2 separate regions of the Homo sapiens genome follow, and region 2 is linked to region 1. Evidence: read pairs that join two places in POLR2A ChIA-PET (ENCODE). Cell type or tissue: MCF 10A. All regions are shown on one strand. Region 1 overlaps SLC25A43 (solute carrier family 25 member 43). Region 2 has its middle 9.1 kb from the start of SLC25A5-AS1.

Evidence for each region. Peaks named below come from ENCODE experiments on the same cell type or tissue, not always from the same donor. Only the 100,000 strongest peaks of a DNase experiment are listed, where the experiment ranks them.
Region 2: POLR2A ChIA-PET joins it to region 1 with 5 read pairs; 11 of 35 experiments call an interaction of 5 or more read pairs at or near these places.

The regions. Positions count from the first base shown.
Region 1 is chrX:119,419,572-119,422,071 of GRCh38, reverse strand. The region is part of intron 3 of SLC25A43 (solute carrier family 25 member 43); the gene reads right to left. Among named protein-coding and RNA genes, the nearest start is that of SLC25A43, 21 kb to the right of the region's middle. In MCF 10A, no CTCF peak of the experiment used is centred here; no DNase peak of the experiment used is centred here.
Region 2 is chrX:119,476,949-119,479,448 of GRCh38, reverse strand. No RefSeq gene overlaps it. Among named protein-coding and RNA genes, the nearest start is that of SLC25A5-AS1, 9.1 kb to the right of the region's middle. In MCF 10A, no CTCF peak of the experiment used is centred here; a DNase peak (open chromatin) is centred at 1,408.

The DNA.
Region 1 (2,500 bases):
TGGTAGTGCATGCCTGTAGTCCCAGCTACTCGGGAGGCTGAGGCAGGAGAATCACTTGAACCCAGGAGGCGGAGGTTGCAGTGAGCCGAGATTGCACCACTGCACTCCAGCCTGGGTGACAGAGCGAGACTCTTGTCTCAAAAATAAAAAGGGGGTGGGTGGTATTCACCCACAAAGCTCTTAGAACAAAATAACTATGCCCTTGGGGGTTGGGTGGGGGACAGTGAAAATACGGCATCTGCAGTTATTAACTGAGTAGATTGTTAGTTAACTCAGCTTCTCTTGCCCCAGAATCCCCTCTGAAGTGGGCTGGAGCACCTCCATTGTGGTTCTACAAAGGCAAAACATCTACCTTGATCCATCAAGATAGGACAGCTGTTTTGGGGATGGGAAAAGCCAACTCATTTCTTAAACAACAGGTATGTGCTACAGTAGGTCAGAAAAGACAGCCATCACTGAGACAAACCTCAGTTGAGCCTTTAAGAAAATTGGGCAGATGTTCCAAGACAGAGGTAACCTCATGAACAAAGGCCTGGTGACTGGAATGTGAAATGCACTTAGTCTTCAGGGCTTGGGAGAAGGGGCTAAGAAGATTAGTTTGATGAACTTGGAGGCTTGAATAGAGCAGAGGTCATACGAATGTGTGTTTTGTTTAGCCCAGCCAGTACTTAACAATTTTCATTTGCCAGCAGTGAAAAACTGGGAGATTTTACATAAAAATCTGGATTTTAGACTCCTTTGAAAACTGGGCCTACATTTCTAAATGGCATCCGTCCTTTGGAGAGGAGGAACTGGCCACAGCCTCTACTGGCTCTCTTTCTTCCTTTCTGTCATCCATATTTAGATGCAAATCACATTTTGTGAGCACAGTGAAGTTTAGCTCTCCAGAATGCTTTTGAAAGCCATGATGGCTCGGAATGCATTTGAAGGCTTTTTTTTTTTTTTTTTTTTTTTTTTTTTGAGATGAAGTTTCGCTCTGTCACCGAGGCTGGAGTGCAGTGGCACAATCTCAACTCACTGCAACCTCCACCTCCTAGGTTCAAGCGATCCTCCCGCCTCAGCCTCCTGAGTAGCTGGGACTACAGGCACCTGCCATGATGCCCAGCTAATTTTTTTGTGTGTGTTTTAGTAGAGACGGGGTTTCATTATGTTGACCAGGCTGGTCTTGAACTCCTGACCTCAAGTGATCCACCCACCTTGGCTTCCCAAAGTGGTGGGATTACAGACGTGGGCCACCAGGCCCAGCCTGAAGGCTTATTCTTTACAGGGTGAGTGTATGTTATCTGGGTTTCCCTACATTCTCTTTTTCATGTTACTTCCAAGTTTCTGCAGGCATTTGTTTTTGTAACTTCTTATATAAAGGGCCTCTGTGCAACAAGGATCGCACAGTTGGTAAGGGAAACATGCCAAGCCAAGGGGCTCAGCCTTTTTTCTCTGGGGACCATCAAGAAGGACACAACAACAGGCTGAGTACAGTGGCTCATGCCTGTAATCCCACCACTTTGGGAGGTCAAAGCGGGAGGATGGCTTGAGCCCAGGAGTTTGAGACCAGCCTAGGCAACATAAGGAGACCAGGAGACCTCATCTCTACAAAACATTTAAAATATTAGTCAGGCATAGGTGGCGCATGCCTGTGGTCCCAGCTACTTGGGAGGCTGAGGTGGAAGGATTGCTTGGGCCCGGGAGGTTGAGGCTACAATGAGCTGTGATTGTGCCACTGCACTCCAGCCTGGGAGAGAGAGCAAGACCCTGTCTCACAAAAAGAAAAAAAAAAAAAAAAAAGGATCTAACGCAGACAGATCTGAGAAAGATTCATCTGACAGAATCCCATATGGGCTGGGCTGGAGAGGATTGAAATGAGCACTGACTCTGGAGACAAGCTCCCTGGGCTTATATCCCAGCTCAATTACTGGATGGGTGAACTTGCAGGCTACAAAACCTTTCGGTGCCTCAGTTTTCTCATCTGTAAAATGGACTTAATAATAACAGTGCCCACCTTGTAGGGCTGTTGTAAGGATTAAATGAGATAATGAACATAAAGCACTTAGCACAGTGCCTAGTACATATTAATATTCAATGCTTAAGATCATTTTTAGAATTAATCCTGGAGACCAATGAGGAGATTACTGTAATAGCCTAGGTATGAGCTGATAAGGTCCAAGATTAGGGCAAGAGGCAGTGACAAAAAGAAAGACCAGCATGGGAATGTTAGGAATGAAGAAGCAACAGGGCTCAAGGTTAACCGGGTGAGGGGAAGGGGAAGAGTCAAACACAAGTTGTGGATTTCCAGCCTGAGTCACTGGGGCAATGATGGAATTGAAATGGAAAACTCTGGAATAACAGTGTTAGGAAAAGAAGAGGTCAGCTTGATGCACATTAAGTTAGAGGTGACAGTGGGGATATGATAGCCAAATAGTGATGTCGAGCAGGCTGTGGGAAATGTGGGACCATGGCTCAGAAGGGAGGTCAGGATTGAAGATGTAGATATGAACATGAAAAA
Region 2 (2,500 bases), 57 kb before region 1:
CTGAGTAGCTGGGATTACGGGTGCCCGCTACCACACTCAGCTAATTTTTGTATTTTTAGCAAAGACGGGGTTTCACCACGTTGGCCAGGCTGGTCTCGAACTCCTGACCTCAGGTGATCTGCCCGCCTAGGCTTCCCAAAGTGCTGGGATTACAGGCGTGAGCCACTGTGCCCAGCCTCACTGCATTTTTCTGAGAGCCAACCCTGGTTAGAGGTAAGGGTGCGGCCAACACCAACTCCTCCTGTGGTTGTTAGTTGGTATGGGCCTTACGCAAAGTCCTAATGACCCCAGCCTCAGGCTTGTAACCTTAGAGAGAGGCTCAGTATTCCTTGTGAAGAGCCGTCATTTAAAAGGAAGATCTGTCTTGGAAAAGCCAAAGAAATGTGAATAAATTCAAATTTAACTCTAGAGCTTTAGGGTCAAGTAGTTTTTAATGACCATAATTCTTAAATTGGCTGAAAATAGAAAATAACCCATACTCTAAAAATGGACTTTACAAACAGTGCTTTGGTTATTATAATTTATTTTTTCTTTTGTTATCTCTTTTTTTATCCAACTGAGGTTATTATAATTTCTATTTAATATTTGTCAAATGGATTTTGTCAGTTGGTATTGAAACTAGCCGGCTTTCATATTTTAATATAGTTCATGACCCAAAATAAATAGTTGGACAGGGTCACCTTGAAGTTCTCTTTGAAACCTTTTGCCGAGTCAGATAGCTCAGAGGACATTATCTCATCTCTCTAAGCTTCGGTTTCATAGCTGTGAAATGGAGTGAATAATAATACCTGCCTCTTAGGGCTGTTGAGACAATAGGGACAGTTAATCCATGTAAAGTGCTTAGCACAACATCTGGCATATAAGATGTCAAAATAATGAGCTATGATCTTGATTCTGTAGTTTTAGAGAAATTACTGTTACCTGGTTGTATCGATTGTTTAACCTGAAGACGCAGGCTTAACTTAATTCAATCTATCTAGCCCTAGAAACTCCAAAAAGAACCACAGCCCACAGTAGATTTGAGGAATTATATTGTAGCTTAAAAAGGAAAGTTGATTTCCAGGTTTCCTGGTAGACAAACTGAGCCACTAACTAGTGACGGGATGTGATATGACCCAAGACAAAGAAACATGGAGCCGAAGTGGGATTACAATTTCAGTGGTCAAACTCCTAGCTTTCTACCCTAATTGGCAAACAGCACGCTTTTACCCAGAAGCCCAAGCGTCCTTACCCCCTGATCTTCACTTCTGGGATAAAGCCATTATGAAGCTCAATTTTTGTAATAAATGGACTCCTGAACCCTGGACTTAGTTGTGAAAGTGAAAGGAGATCCTTTGCTTCTAAAGGTCTCAGTAAATTTTCTCCTCCCTGCAGCTTCTTTCCCTAGGGAGTGAAGTCATAGGGTTGGGTAATCAGGCTGGGACCTCATGGGTTCCTTGAAATACTACGAGAGCAAAGGAAGCTGTGAGAAGAATCCTGGTGACCACACAGTGGCCCCTGGGTCAGGTGAGCAGTGCAGTCTGGTTGTGAGGCAGGACGGATTTATCTTTGACCTTTGGTCTCTTTCATAATCAGTGTTGTAAAATAAGTGCTCTGAGTTAGAGCTCAGGATTATCACCATAAGCACATGTTTCTATTCATTCAGTCCATTCCAAAAATGTCCTTTTCTTTCTTTACAACCTTCTCTCTCTCTCTCTGTGTGTGTGTGTGTGATCCACTTTCTATAGTATATATAGCATTTTCTTGAGACTGTTTTAGAAAATCTGCAGGAAAAGGATAAATCCATTAAACCATTCTCCCATGAATGAAGTGAAAATAATTTAAAGCATTTCAATAAAACAATAACAGTCGGGCCAGATGCAGTGGCTCCTGCCTGTAATCCCAGCACTTTGGGAGGCTGAGGCGGTTGGATCACTTGAGGCCAGGAGTTCGAGACCAACCTGGCCAACATGGTGAAACCCCATCTCTACTAAAAATACAAAAATTAGCCAGGTGTGGTGGCTTGCACCTCTTGTCCCAGCTACTCGGGAGACTAAGGCAGGAGAATCGCTTGAACCTGGGGGGTGGAGGTTGCAGTGAGCCAAGTTCGCACCACTGAACTCCAGCCTGGGTGACAGAGCAAGACTCTATCTCAAAAACAAAAACAAAGCAATAACAGTCATAATAAGAGCAAAATTGTGTAAAGCAGGTGCCCAGCATTGTTCTAAGCACTTTACATATATTAACTCCTTTAATCTTCACACTATTCCTATGAGGTAGGTACTAAAGTTATCCCCATATTCCACATGGGGAAACTAAGGCACAAAACAGTTAAGTAAAAGTTGAATTGTTGTCAAGTAAGAAAGTTTGGTATTTGAAAATGAGACCTCTAGCCTCAAAGCTTCTCATGAGTGAGTCCTGAGCGGTGTGCTCCGAGGAAGGTCAGGTGGTGAGGAAGCCCCAGACCTCTCCCTGATGTACAGGGCTGCCTCCAAATTCCTTCATCCACTCCAGTTCCACG